2 separate regions of the Homo sapiens genome follow, and region 1 is linked to region 2. A link is an interaction called in ENCODE POLR2A ChIA-PET data of the cell type or tissue named here. Cell type or tissue: PC-9. All regions are shown on one strand. Links, peaks and the distances in the headings refer to the core of each region. The heading gives the core; the rest is flanking DNA.

Region 1 (7,687 bases), core at 1,678-6,677, 210 kb before region 2:
TACAGGCATGAGCCACCGTGCCCTGCCGACACTATGCATTTCTCACAACCCATAGGACTTTACAGCAAAGAGTAAACCTTAATGTATGCAAAATTTCCAAAATTATTTTGGAATTTGGAGGGTTCCAGGATGAAATATAGACTGTGACAATATAATCTAATTGTATTTCAAAATGTATAGAACAACCTCACTGAAAGGTGTTGGGATAAAATTTGCTGACCTAAGTCCATTTGAAAATGAGTAATCTGTAAGACTAAAAGAGAAAGGAACAGCACATAGGTAATGTACTGTAGTTGATATAGTTATTTCCCACAGTGTTATGAGTCAACAATTCTGATACTTCTGTGTATGTGTACTAGAATTGAACAATTAAGTAAATGAATGGCAAATAGTGGAAGCCAGGTTTCTTACTATTAAAGTGTAAATTTAAAGGTAAGCAAAGGGAGGAGGCTAGGATGATCCCTATTGTAGTAGATTAGAGTTGGACACACCAACATAAACTCCCGTTTGGCTTAATATAGATGCAAAGAGTTTTACATGTAGATGTTTACAGATGTTCCTGAACTTTGATATTCAGATAATCCCATCATAAATTAAAAATATTGTAAGTCAAAAGTGCATTTTCGACTAAGGTATTTTCAGCTTATAATGGGTTTATCCAGATATAGCCCCACTGTAAGTTGGGGAGCATACTGAATGTGCATGATTTTTTGCACCATGATATAGTTAAAAAATCATCATAAGTCAGGGACTGTCTGTAAATACACAGGTCAGTATACACACATGTATTCCTTTGCCCTGTCAGCTGAGAGGGCTAAGAGTAAATGATACTCTACAGGCAACAAGCACACGTCGCATCCAGATTTTGGTGTTTTTTTGTTTTTTTGTTTTTTTTTTTGAGACAGAGTCTCGCTCTGTCTCCCAGGCTGGAGTGCAGTAGCGTGATCTCTGCTCACTGCAAGCTCCGCCTCCCGGGTTCACGGCATTCTCCTGCCTCAGCCTCCTAAGTATCTGGGACTACAGGCGCCCGCCACCATACCTGGCTAATTTTTTTTGTATTTTTTAGTAGAGACGGGGTTTCACCGTGTTAGCGAGGATGGTCTCGATCTCCTGACCTCGTGATCCGCCCTCCTCGGCCTCCCAAAGTGCTGGGATTACAGGCGTGAGCCACCGCGCCCGGCCCAGATTTTGGTTTTTAATACCATTTTCCAATCTAAGTAACCAGAAATCCTTGAAAAAATAACTAGCTCTAGGACTGGGGCAGGACATGTGTAAGAAGAGCCTGGTATAACTTTCTGTAGTTATGCCAGAAAGTAAGGAAGTACTCAGAGAAACCCCCCCCCCCAATTTTATGGATATGGCAAAGGGATACCGCAACCAAAGCCTAAAGCTGAAACATTTTGAGTAGCAAATTAAGGTAGTATTGCACTGTAGCCCAAAATGTAAAACAAATAGCCATGAACCAAAAAAGGGAGGGAGGGAGCGAGGTGGGGAGGGGAGAAGAAAGAAAGAAGAGATAAATTTCCCTTGCCAAAGAATTCAAAATAATTTATGTAGATACTCCACCTTCAAGGAAGTGGAACATAACACCCCATTCCTTAAATGTAGGCTGCACCCAGTGACTTCTTCCCAAAAAGTGCAGTATGAAAAGAGGGAAAGAAGAGTATCTTTAAAATGGATACACCTGACAAATACTACCTCAATCACATGATCAAGGTCAACATCAACAGTGATAAAAAATGTTGATAGTATGTACCCTTAATATGATTTGATGAAAATAACAGTTTACCTCTGTGGTCTTTCTTCCCCAAATCCACAACCCCAGTCTAATCATGTGAAAACATCAGACAAGTTCCCAAAACATTCTACAAATGTATAATTAATACTCCTAAAAATGATAAAGGTCATCCAAAACAAAGAAAGTCTGAGAAACTGTCATAGCCAAGAGGAGCCTAAGGAAACATGAAAACTAAAATAATATAGTTAGTATTCTGGAGGGGATCCTGGAAACGAAAGGAACATTAGGTAAAATCTATGGAAATTTGAATAAAGTACAGACTCAATATTGGTTCAACAATTGTGACAAATGTACCATCCTAATGTAAGATGGTAATAATAGGGGAAAATGTGTGTGAGGTATATGAGAACTCTTTTATCTTTGCAATTTCTATTTAAATCCAAAACTGTTCTAAAAATGAAGATTATTTTTAAAATCATAAATAATAAATTAAAAGTGAAAAAATAGTTATAACCTTTTGCAGTAATTTCAATTCTGGGAATTTATCTTGAAGATAAATAACTACTATACATTTTACTGTAAAGTAGGTTTAATATATATCTTATTATAAAGTAGGTTTATTAATAGCACCTACAGCATACACATGTTGTAAGGCCTTAAATGAGGTCAGCCATATAAAGTAGTATGAGTACTCAATAAATATTGGTTGCTAGTGTTTTTGTTATTATTCAAAGCTGACTCCGATTCAGGCACAATCATCAAAGAATTGACAGTATAGTAAAGATAAGTAAAAAGATTAGTATAATAAAGTGTAATAAGTGATGATAAATGTCTCTTTACTTACTGTATGACCTTGGCAAATGAATTAATCTCACTGCCTCTGCCTCCAGAACCCAATACATGTAGCAATAATGATGGTATTGACAATATTAACCTCCACAACAACCTTAATGACAACATGAAGGCAGAGATCTGATGGGGTGCACTGAAAACAGAAGAATCTCTTCATTTTGACCGGAGATGTCTGTGGCTTACTAGAAAAGGTAATGGCTAAAAGGTATGCCATAAATAAATATTAACAAATTCATTTGTTCATTCAACAAACATTCACTGAGTATCTATGTATGTTGAATTTGCTGTGTACTTCAGGTGCTATCCTTGCCTTGAAGTTTCTCATAATCTAGAGGGAAAGACAGATACAGCAATACATACAGTAATTTCAACACTTTCAACGCAATGAAATAAGTGCAGTGAATGGCTAAGAGCCCAGATGTTAGTCCTCAAAATCTAGCCAGTGTGGGGAGGAAGTAATCATGGAAGACTTCCCAAAGAGATTATCTATGTGTGCCAGTTGAGGATGGAATAACAGTTCCCATAGTGGAGACATTTAAAAACATAACCTGAAGGTGAGAAGTAGCATGATATGTATATGGAATAAGAAGCAGTTGAATGTTGGTCAAGTTTAAGACAGGGAGTACCAGATGATAGAATTCAGGGATAAAAGCCTTGGGACTTCATGTTGAGGAGCTTGGACTTTTCCTATATACAAACAGTTTAAATGATAATAAACCTAACAGTAATCAGATTATATTTGTAGTTTAGATAATTTTGATTTGATGTTTGAAAGATGAATTTGAGCCGGCAACACTCTTTACAGAGAAACCAGGAAGTTTTTGCAATAGTGCAAGGAAGAGTTGATGAGGCTGTGAACAGTCCATCAGATGCTGAGAAAGTGAAGAGATAGATTTGAAAAGTAACTTGTGGAATTTGAAAACCTGATGAGCATGAAGGAGCAGAAAAAGGAGGACTCAACAGGCGACTCAAACGTGTGTCCAAATCAACTGTTGATTATTCTCCTTTCCCTCCCTGCCATGGATGTGCAGGCGATATTCAAATGAGTCTGGGGATAAGGGTGTGGAAGGCCTTATTTGTAGCATTTGCCAATCTTTATGATACATCATAGATACTCCCTCCATGGCTGATTAAGCCAGGTGTCATTTCATCACTGAATGCAGAGTTGGAAGGATATGCTTGCACTCAGCTCACATGAGCTACTGAGAGTCTGTTCCAGCACACCACTGCTACCCACCACATCTAATTAATTATTCAGACCTACCAGTTACACCTCCAACATATATCATGGGTCTGCATTTCTACTACTTTGGAATAAGCCACCATCATCTGCTGCTTGGACTCCTTATGATGAGTCATTCTGCTCCCAGTCTTGTCCCTCTCTACCAGGACTATCAGATCAAGCCAATCAATCCCATACTTGTATGCTTTAAATGGCTTCCCATCATTTTATAATAAATTATTCACCATCACGACCAAGTCTGTGCACATACTGACTCTTGCCTATTCACACCACCTCCCTCCCCAGGCTGTTCTTCAAACACATTGAACTTTTCCTCACTCTAATCCTTTTATTCGTCATTCCCTCTACCTGGAATATTCTGCTCTGAGCTCTTCTAGTCTCAGCTCATGTGTCACCTCCTCAGAGAAGGCTATTTAAATTGAACTCTACTTGTCATCACCCAGTTTATTTCCTCCACAGTACTTATCATTAGCTAAAATTATCTTGTTTGATTAACTAATTCATAAAGCTTATTATCTTTCTACTGGAATGAAGGCTCCTTGTCTGTCTTAGCCCCTCTGTATCTCCTGTGCCTAGCATCTGGTCTGAGACATTGCTGCTACTCAACAAATATTTGAAGAATGAAAGCATAAATGATACTTATAAGGTTTAACTTGGATGATGAGTAGATAGAAATGTAATCAACCGAAGCAGAGAATGGAAGAATAGATCTGAAGAAACAACTGAGTTTAGAACTTAGATTTCTTTGAAATATTAAGCTGAAGAGTTTATTACACTAAATTTACATTCATATTAATTTTATATGCTGTATTGTATATATTAACTTTTTACCTCTCAGTAATGAATAATATTTTAATTGATAATTTCATAATTTTTACAAGATAGCCAAATAAAATTTTGGCCAGGGAGTAAAAGATGAAGCTGATAAGCATTATTACACTTGAATTTTTCTGGGCTTCTTAATTACATTATTGAAATTTAAAAAATTTTTCAATTATAAAATTAGCAAGTGATACAGTTTCACTTTGTGTCCCCACCCAAATCTCACCTTGAATTGTAATAATCCACACGTGTCATGGGAGGGACCTGGTGGGAGGTAGTTGAGTTGTGGAGGCAGGTTTTTCCCGTGTTATTCTTGTGATAGTGAATAAGTCTCCCAAGAGCTAATGGTTTTTTAAAGGGGAGTTCCCCTGCACATGCTCTCTTGACTGCCATCATGTAAGATGTAACTTTGTTCCTCCTTTGCCTTCCACCATGATTGTGAGGCCTCCCCAGCCATGTGGAACTGTGAGTCAATTAAACCTCTTTCCTTTATGAATTACCCAGTTTTGGGTATGTATTTATTAGCAGCGTGAGAACAGACTAATACAGTAAGTGAATTTAATTTTGAACTGAGAGATTTTATCCTTAATCATTTTGAAACCTGTCTTTCTAGCTACTTGGAAAAACACTCAACCTATTTCAACCATTGTAAAAACTTGTGATTATCTGCAAAGAACATTGAGTTTACTTGAAAACTTTAGTAAATGAATTCCAAGAGGTGCTTTTCTATGTATATTTTCTGTATATTGCTATCTACATTACTATATCCAAGGAAGTCAAAAGGAAGAAAGCAATTTAAATGTCTTGTAATTTATTTTAGAGACCTAATTGTGCAGTTTTTTGCTCTTAGTACCTCACCACACTCTTTAAGGTTAGATCTTTTTTTTTCTGTATGTATATACATAATGTATATATATATTCCTACTTCCTACCTCTCCACCACCCCCACTACCACCTTATTTCCCACTACCCCGTCACTTTTGAGAATTAATCAAGAGTGATTTTCCTACCACATTGCTGCTTTCCACAACTTTTATCTTTTCTTTGAAAACAAATACATCAGTGAATTTCCTATCTGGGGGCAATGGGTATTTTTTGGAGAAAAGTTTTTTGTAAAGTGGAAAGTTTTGTCTGTGGCAGAGCATACATAGGATTAAATTTCAGGAGTTGGCAGTGAAGTAAGATCTAAATGATTATAAAATCTTCGCTAGTTATAAAGCAAAGTAGAAAGTGAAAGAAATATTATTCCCTCATGCTCTACCGAGAAGACCATTTTACTGAGAAACTAAATCAAGTCTGTAAATAATGAGGTCTATCTGGTAGAGCTAACTTACTGATCAGCAAACTCACAAATTTTTATTGCCAAAGGCTAATTAAATTCAGCAGGATTTTCTATATTATTAGTAAGTTTTTGCCCAGAATCATTCAAAAGATTTCCAAATAAGAGATGACATGTGAATTAATGTTGGGCACAACAGCCATAAAATTGTGAAATAATTGGTCCCAGTAAATTTCTGGTTGTGTATATTTATGTATTCCATTTTGATCTAGAATAAATAAGGGTAAGACAAAGGAAAACAACATGTTCTGAGCATTTTACTAGATCCTAGCTAGCAGGTTGGATTTTTTACTTATGAGGATTTTCCTTTAGCATTTTGTCTGTACCAGATCATAGATTTTATGAAGAGCAACTAGGAAGGTACTGTGTTATAATGGAACGCGTCCTGGACTAGAAATCCAGAGACTTCAACTCTATTTTTATCTCTGGCCCTAATGTGCGTGGGCATGTACAAGTCTCTAGTCTCTTTATGGCTCAACTCTATCTGATAAATGAAGATAATGCATTCCCTATCTACATCATATAGTTGTTGTGTGGGTCAAATGAGATAATGAATATTAAAATATATTTAAAGCATGGCATTTTTTTTTTTACCACTGACATAGTTCACTACCAAATTTACCTAAAAATGAGTAAGTTCTCCACTGGAAATTGAAAAACATATTTAAAAGATATATTTCTCTTTTCATTAATAATTGAACTTAGTAACCATATGTAATGTTCTAAAATTTACTTGGCATGTATGAAAGGGAAATAATCATTGATAAGTATTTCTTTCCATGGAGGAAAAATTAAAGTCATCTTATGTATTGTATAGTATATTCTCATGTTGAAAGAATTTCTCCCAATACCAAAATAATATAAAAGAATCATACAGGTTTGACCACCACAAATGTATTTTATCTCTGTCCCCTGAGAGCAAATACTTCTCCCGCTTCTTCCTATATCATGTTTCTTCCCCCTTTTATAGAGGCAGTGTCTCACTTTGTCACCCAGGCTAAAGTACAGTGGCACAATCATAGCTCATGACAGCTTTGAACTCCTGGGCTCAAGTGATCCTCTCACCTCAGCCTCCTGAGTAGATAGGACTACAAGTGCACATCACCACATCCAGCTATTTTAAATTTTTTTTGTAGAGATAGGGTCTAACTATGTTGCCCAGGCTGGTCTTAAACTACTGGCTTCGAGCTATCCTCCCGTCTCAGCCTCCCAAAGTGCTTGGATTACAGGCACGTTCTACCACAGGCAGTGTATATTATGTTTTCTATTCAGATATTATATAGAAGGTGAGGGAAATATATACTTCCTCTATCAAGTGGTCTTAGAAGGAAAGCCCAAGAGGTTCTGCACAGCAATTTTCAGCCTCCCAGAAAAAGCTGACATGGACAACAGCCCCCAAAGGATCCTTGATCTGCACCAGCATTGAGGAGGACAACACAAACAGGTGTTCACGTTTTTGAGGAAATAACTAGGAGAGAAAAGAAAGAAGGCCTTAGCAGAGGATTAAGTCCTATAAAGCAGTAAGAGTTATTTAAGGGTAGGGATTGTATCCTATTCATCCTTGTATCTGTGGTACTAAGAACAGTGTCTGGTAATGAATAGCTCAGTATAGATAACAAATATTAAATTGATGAATGAATGAATGAATAGATGGATGGATAAATAGATACCATAGATGTATGCAGAATAATAA
Region 2 (7,687 bases), core at 1,358-6,357:
ATTTTTTATTTTTTCGAGACAGGGTCTCCCTCTGTTACCCAGGATGGAGTGCAGTTGTGTGATCACAGCTCATGGCATCCTCAAGCTCCTGGGCTCAGGTGATTCTCCCATCTCAGCCTTTGAAGCAGCTGGGACCACAGGCATGTGCCACCATGCCTTGCTAATTTTCGTATTTCTCAATTTTTTTGAGTTTTTGAGAAACTCAATTTTTGAGTTTCTCCATGTTGCCCAGGCTGATAAAATGATCTACTTTTTAACTGAATGGAAATATATACAGTTGGCGCTTTTTATCTGTGGGTTCCAGAGCCATAAGTTTAACCAACCATAGATTGAAAATATTTGAAAAAATAATTACACTGAACATGTACAGGCCTTTTTTCTTGTCATTATTCTCTAAACAATACAGTATAGCAGCCATTTACATAGAATTTACATTGTATTAGGCATTATAAGTAATCTAGATATGATTTTAAGGATAAGGGAGGTTGTGCATAGGTTCTATGCAAATCCTGTGCCATTTAGATCAGGGTTCTGAGCAGCTATGGATTTTTGTATCTTCAAGAAGTCCTGAACCAAACCCCCATGCATACCAAGGGATGACTGCACTATTCATAGCCATGACTTAAGGTAGTACATCCCTATGTAGTATATAGTCCAAGGTTTGAATATATATATATTGCATTAATTTCTCCATTGGCATAGGATTAATTTGCTTCTTTGAAAGTTATAAAAACTACATGTCACAGTCTGGTCTGGTTACAGGTAGGGGGTTTGGGAACCTTTGCACCTTGTAATCATTAGTCATTAAGGGACCTAGTCATATGTCCCCAGATAGAGGCAAAGGCAGCTGGGAAATGTAGTCTTCCTGCATTTGGGCAAGAAGAGATGAGGTCGTTTGGCCCCTGTGCAGCATTGTGCCAGTCACAGTTCCTGTTGATCTCTCTGACTCCATCATTTCTGGGCCTGATCTCTCTGACTCCATCATTTCTGGGCCTGTGCTCATAAACTGCTCTCTGTGCAAACCTCTGGGCTGTGGTGACTCTCCCACATGTCCAGCCTTTAGAAATGATTTCTTTCAATTCAACCATTAACTTTATAAATCGTACAGATGAAAATAAGTCATATATTCTTTATGCAGCAATTTTCTTGAATTTTATTTCTCCTTATTTTGAATATGCAATCAATATATATAAAACTTTAGGTTTCCTGAACATAGAAGGAGAAAGTAACCTAATAATATTTTCGATTTCCTGATTATTTATTGTAATTATGACATTTGAGTGCAATGAATCTTTTTAGAAATGGAGAAGGATGTTTAGAAAAGGTAGATAAGGCAGAAAAATCCAGCTGGTGTAAAAAATGTACAAAATAGTGATGATTCAAAAAGAGTGAGTCAGTGTGACATTATCACATATAGGCATCTTGTGAAGAAGATATTCTTTAATGTCTTTTGGTTTTACTTAATTGAATGACACATGACATCAGTGATATTGAATTAAATATGATTTTCATCTGTGATTCTTCTAGTGGGAAATCAAGACAGACTAAAAGACTAAAATCCTTGTATTGTTTGTCTTGTTTCTAGGATTTCTGGATAATCCAAAAATACGTAAAAATAGGACATAATGATATTGAGGAACTTTTTTAGCAGATGTACTAATTGTGTATGAATTCATATATTTTGAAGAGACGAACATTATTTAAAGTAGCTTTTTAATGGTAGAAGACTTAAAATATTTTTTGCCAAGTATCAGTGTACGTAAAGAGAGAAATTAATATTTTGTATTTTACATTAAGCAGATTAATTTGTGCGGGTTAGTATATTTAATGCTAGGTACACTCACAAGAGTAAGTTGGATCCATTAGTGGGAGAAATTGAATTCATTTGTTAGATTTTTAAATTAGTTTCTAAATTGAAATAATACACATAATTTAAAAAGTCAAATGATAGCTTCTAATAAAAAATAGCAGTTCCTTACCTTACCCTTCACCAAATCCAAGCATCTTTCCCCACAGGCAACAACTTTCAACTCTTTTAGTTGAAAGAGTTGAACTCCAGACTTTAAGAAATGCATTTTATTTATAAATCATCCAGTCTTAGGTATTCTGTCCTAGCAAAACGAAGTGGACTAAGACAATTAGGTTTGCTAAATGTCAGCTGGATCCTTAACTACAGTGAGGTAGTTCTGATACCCTCTTGAGTTTATTTAATTTCTTCTTTTTAAATTAAAAATGTATACAACTGCTGAAAATCAGATAATTTTATTTTGTTGTACACAATATTATAATTAAGGCATTGGTTTACAATGGCTTACCTTATTTTCTTAAAAATATTTATTTTTCTCATTATAAAGGTAACACATACTCTGACTGTCAGCCATCGATGCTTAACAGGCCACTCCTGAAACTCAGTGGCTAAGTCAACAATGTTCTTTATATAGCTCATCTGCAGGTCAGCATTTAGGCCGGTCACAGCTCAGCAATTCTGGTCTTGTCTAGGCTTCCTCATAGGTCTATAGTCAGTTGTAGGTCAGGTGTGGGTTGGATTTGCTGATTTTAGTTGGGCTATTTCACCAGTTGTGGCTGATAGGCTTTGGTCTATCTGTCCCTTTATCACCCTGCGGGCTGGCTCAAGCTTGTTCACCTGGTGGAAGCAGAGGTTGTAAGGCCCTTGAAGCATAGGCTTGGAGTTGACATACTGTCACTTCTGCCATAGTATGTTGGCCAAAATAAGTCACAAAGTCAGCCCAAGTTGAAGAGGAGGACAAATAGACACCATCTCTTCATGGGAAAAGATGCCTACTCATATTGCAGAAGGGTGTGAATACAGGGAGATTTGGATTCTGTCTATTGCTTAATCTTTTATATATGTTTGTACTGAAAAGTACAAACAAAGATAAAAGGAACTCATAAGTCCATCCTCTAACTACTGTTGACTTTTTGTTTTATATACTGTAAGACTGTTTTATCTATACTTTTAAACGTATATTATTAATTTATTTCAGTTTCCATTTGATTACAAGTCATGTTTGTTTATTTCATATTTCTTCTATGAAGTGGTCAAGTAGATTTCTATTTTGTTCTTAAAATCGCATGGTAGCATTTCTTGTAAATCTACAGTTCCAGATATCTAAAGCCGGCAGGACTTCAGCTAATAGGCAATTATTCTATTTTGTGATGAGAAGGCCCTGACTTAGTATTGAGTAGCAGGAAGAATCAAAAGGTGTTCAGTCAACTGACAGTGCAATTGCCTTTGAATTTGTTTGTATATCTTCTGTGACTGAGTTAATAAACTGAACTATTCATGGAATAGGACCCAGTGGGATTTTCTTATGCTATGGTATATTTTTAATATTATTCACTTTTCAGGCTAAGTTTGACCGTAAGCAGATATCTATTTTTGATCATTAGCTTTAAGGTATTTACATTCTCAATGACTAAGCTTAAGCTATGTGGTAGAGTGATTTATTTTTGTTCCTGAATAAAATTTTAATACCATGAGTCATGTGTTTTCTTTGTAAAAAGTTCCAGCATCACAGAACTATATAGCATAATATAGTGAAAGTTCCCTTTTCCTACTGGCTCACTTTGAACTCCTTTCCTTAAGCCTTTTTCTGTGCTTTTATATTTACATACATATGTGAATATATAGAATACATTTACTTCCATGTAAACAGATTTTGTATGTGTAACATAAAAATATTGTATTATAAACATTGTTTTGTAACTTGCTTTGCAAATTATTTTCTATCCATTTAGTCAAGTATGTGAGTGTATAAAATGTACACACACAAATAATACAAATAAGAGCATGTTACAAATATTGTATAACTTGCTTTTTTTACCAATATATTTTTGATATATTTCTGTATCTATTCACATAGGCTTAGCTGGTTTTTATATTCATAAAACCGTATTCATTTTATAGTCATAAAATTTCTTCACATGTACCTTCACATGTATCCTTTCCCTATTATGGAACAACGAATTGTTTCTAAATTCTGGTTATTTTAAAAAATGTTGAAGAAAACATCTCTGCTTGTATATATATGTGTATGTAGAAGAAGAAAATTACGCTTGTGTTCTTTATTGTAAATATTCTACAACCTGTATCTCTTAATCCCTTTCTTGCTTTCTCTAAGCCCCATATATTCAATTTAGCCCTGAGTAATGCATGATTGACGAAGCCAGATGCTGTGTGTCTAAACAGCAGTTAATGAAAAACTATGGAAGGATAGGGAATCATTACCACAGGTACTGTGGGGCGGCAAGACTCAATAAAGTAACTGTTACTAAAATCTAAAAATGAAAACAGGAAATATTTGTCAGACATTTAACTTGGCAATTGTAAGAGTGAAAACCTTGTGTTTTTATTCACTTGTGTATCAGAATTTGCCGTTTTTTAATTAAGAGTTATTTTTTAAGAGCAATTTTAGATTCACAGCAAAATTGAGAGATAGACATGGAGATTTTCCACATACCCACTGACCTCAAACAAGCATAGCCTTCCCCATTGCCAACATCCCCATCAGAGTTGTACATTTTTTACAATTGATGACCTATGTTAACACATTGTCATCACTCAAAGTCCATGGTTTACATCAGTGTTCACTCTTAGTGTTGTACCTTCTGTGGGTTGTATGATGACATGTATCTACCACTATAATATCTTGCAGAGTATTTCCACTGTCCTAGAAATTTTCTGTGCTTCATCTGTTTGTCTCCCCTCACTTCAACCCCTGGCAAACACTGATAGCTTTATTGTATCCATAGTTTTATCTTTTCCAGAATGTCATATAATTGGAATTATGCAGTATGAAACCTTTTCAGATTGGCTTCCTTCACTTAGTACTATGTATTTAAGATTCCTCCATGTCTTTTCATGGCTTGATAACTCATTTCTATTTAATGCTGAATAATACTCCATTGTTTGGAAGTAACACAGTTTATTTATTCATTCACCTGCAGAAAGGTATCTTGGTTGCTTCTAAGTTTTGACAGTTATGAATAAAGTTGCTGTAAACATCCATGTGCAGGTTTTGGTGTGCAAATAAGTTTCAACTTATTCATCTGGTAGTAATTGTTTTATAAATTTGGGAGCTCCAGTGTTAGATGCATATTATTTAGGATTGTGATATTTTCCTGTTGGAGTAGTCCTTTTATCATTATGTAATATCCCCCTTTGACTTTTTAAATTGTTGTTGCTTTAAAGTCTGTTTTGTCTGAGAATACCTACTCCTGCTAGCTTTGGTTTCCATTTGCATGAAATATCTTTCTCCATCCCTTTACCTTAAGTTTATGTGAGTCCTTAGGTGTTAAGTGAGTCTCTTGAAGACAGACAGTAGATACTTGGTTGGTAGATTTTTATTTATTCTGTATCTCTTAAGTGGAGCGTTTAAGCCATATACATTTAACATTAGCATTGAGATGTGAGGTACTGTTTTATTCATCATGTTGTTGCCTGAATACCTTTTTTTTAAAGTTGTCTTTTTTTAATAGGCCTTGTGAGATTTATACTTTATAGGGAGGTTCTATTTTGGTATATTTCAAGGTTTTGTTTCAAGATTTAGAACTCCTTTTAGAAGTTCTTGTAGTGCTAGCTTGGTAGTGGAGAATTCTTTCAGCATTTGTTTATCTGAAAAAGACTTTATCTCTCCTCTATTTATGAAGGTTAGTTTTGCGGCATACAAAATTCTTGGCTGATAATTATTTTATTTAAGGAGGCTAAAGATAGGACCCTAATCCCTCTTGGCTTGTAGGGTTTCTGCTGAGAAATCTGCTGTTAATCTGAGAGGTTTTCCTTTATAGGTTACCTGATGCTTTTGCCTCACAACTCTGAAGATTCTTTCCTTTGTCTTGACTTTAGATAACTTGATGACCACGTGCCTAGGAGATGATCTTTTTGCAATAAATTTCCCAGGTGTTCTTTGAGCTTTTTGTATTTGAATGTCTAGATCTCTAGCAAGGACAGGGAAGTTTTTCTCTATTATCCCCTCTAATAAGTTTTCTGAACTTTCAGATTTTTCTTCTTCCTCAGGAACACCAATTATTCTTAGGTTTGGTCGTTTAACATAATCCCAAATTTCTTGGAGGCTTTGTTCATTTTTCTTTGTCTTTCGGTTAATTTGTAAGCCTTGTCTTTGAGCTCTGAAGTTCTTTCTTCTACTTGTTATAGTCTATTGTTGAAACTTTGCAGTGTATTTTTTATTTCTCTTAGTGTGTCTTTCATTTCCAGAACTTGTGACTGTTTTTTCTTTATGATATTTATTTCTCTGTATACCTTTTCATCCATATCCTGCACTGTTTTTTTTTAAATTTTCTTTAAGTTGTTTTTCTACCTTTTCTGGTACCTCCTTGAGTACCTTAATAATCAACCTTCTGAATTCCTTATCTGGCAATCAGGGATTTTTTTCTTCGTTTGAATCTATTGTTGGAGAGCGAGTGTGATCTTTTGGGGGTGTTACAGAACCTTGTTTTGCCATATTACCATAATTGCTTTTCTGGTTCCTTCTCATTTTGGTAGTGTTTCAGTGGAAAGAACTGGAACTCAAGGGCTGCTGTTCAGATTCTTTTGTCCTGTGGGCTGATCCCTTGATGTGATGTTCTCCCCTTCACCTGGAGATGGGACTTCCTGAGAGAGCTGGACTGCAGTTCTTGTTATTGTCTTTCTTGCTTTAGCCACTCAGCGGGGCTGCTGGGCTCTGGGCTGATGCTGGGGAATGTCTGCAAAGAGTCCTGTGAGGTGATATGTCTTCATATCTCCTAGCTGTGGATGCCAGCACCTGCTCCAGTATAGGTGGCAAGGGAGTTAAGTGTACTCTATGATAGTCCTTGGTTGTCGTTTTGTTTAGTGTGCTGGTTTTTTCGAATGCTGGTTATGCCAGCAGTGAAGTTGTTATGTGGACAGACTTAGAACCTCTGGTTAGTCAGGATGTTGTAGATGGTAGAATTAGCTGTTTTCTCCTTTTTTGGAGCAGGGTTATTCTGTTATGTCTTGAGTTGGTTGGCCTCTACCCAGGAGGTGGTGCTTTTAAAAGAGTGCCAGCTGTGGTAGTAGAAGGGGGATACAAGTTTGTTCTTTGTTGGCCAGGATGAGTACTTGGGTTCTTCAGGCAATGGATGGGGCTTTAGAGTTCTCAAGGGTTTATGTATTTTGGCTCAGGCTACCAGGGTGGGTAGTGAAAAACCATGAGGTGGGGGCAGGCCTAGGCAGGTCTGAGCTCAGACTCTCCTTGAGCAGGGCTTGCCGAGGCCACTGTGGGTGATGTTCCGGGGCATTACAGCTGCCTCTGCTGTGTCATACTGGTCGCCAGGGAAGGGGGGAAAGCCGGCAGTGACAGGCCTCACCTAGCTTCCACGCAGCCAGCAAGGCCAATCTCACTCCTGCCATGCCCCACCAACAGCACACGTTTATATTCAGGCAGCTGGGGAGAGCGGATAGATCTTGCCCCAGACTACAAGCCTTCCTGCTGAGAAAACAAGCAGGGCTCTCAGGCCTTGCCCTTTTCCGTCTGCCTGCACCATCAGCTGTGGCTTCTGTGCTTGTATCTGCAAGTTATATGTGCACTTCCCATTTGCCCCCTGGACTCTGCTCAGGAAAATTTGTACTCAGTTGAACGTATTATGAAGTTCAGCTAGAAGCTTCTTTCATCCTATGGCCCCTCCCTAATTCCACTGGCTGCCTTCC

Evidence for each region. Peaks named below come from ENCODE experiments on the same cell type or tissue, not always from the same donor. Only the 100,000 strongest peaks of a DNase experiment are listed, where the experiment ranks them.
Region 1: POLR2A ChIA-PET joins it to region 2 with 6 read pairs; 2 of 35 experiments call an interaction of 5 or more read pairs at or near these places.

What each region holds. Positions count from the first base shown.
Region 1 is chr6:79,971,133-79,978,819 of GRCh38, forward strand. It overlaps LOC124901351 (a long non-coding RNA gene), which reads left to right. Exons shown (of 3, transcript XR_007059656.1): 2 at 2,629-2,781. Among named protein-coding and RNA genes, the nearest start is that of ELOVL4, 27 kb to the left of the region's middle. In PC-9, for the core only: no CTCF peak of the experiment used is centred there; no DNase peak of the experiment used is centred there.
Region 2 is chr6:80,179,026-80,186,712 of GRCh38, forward strand. All of the region lies in intron 6 of BCKDHB (branched chain keto acid dehydrogenase E1 subunit beta), which reads left to right. Among named protein-coding and RNA genes, the nearest start is that of BCKDHB, 76 kb to the left of the region's middle. In PC-9, for the core only: no CTCF peak of the experiment used is centred there; a DNase peak (open chromatin) is centred at 3,486; H3K27ac peaks cover 2,353 bases.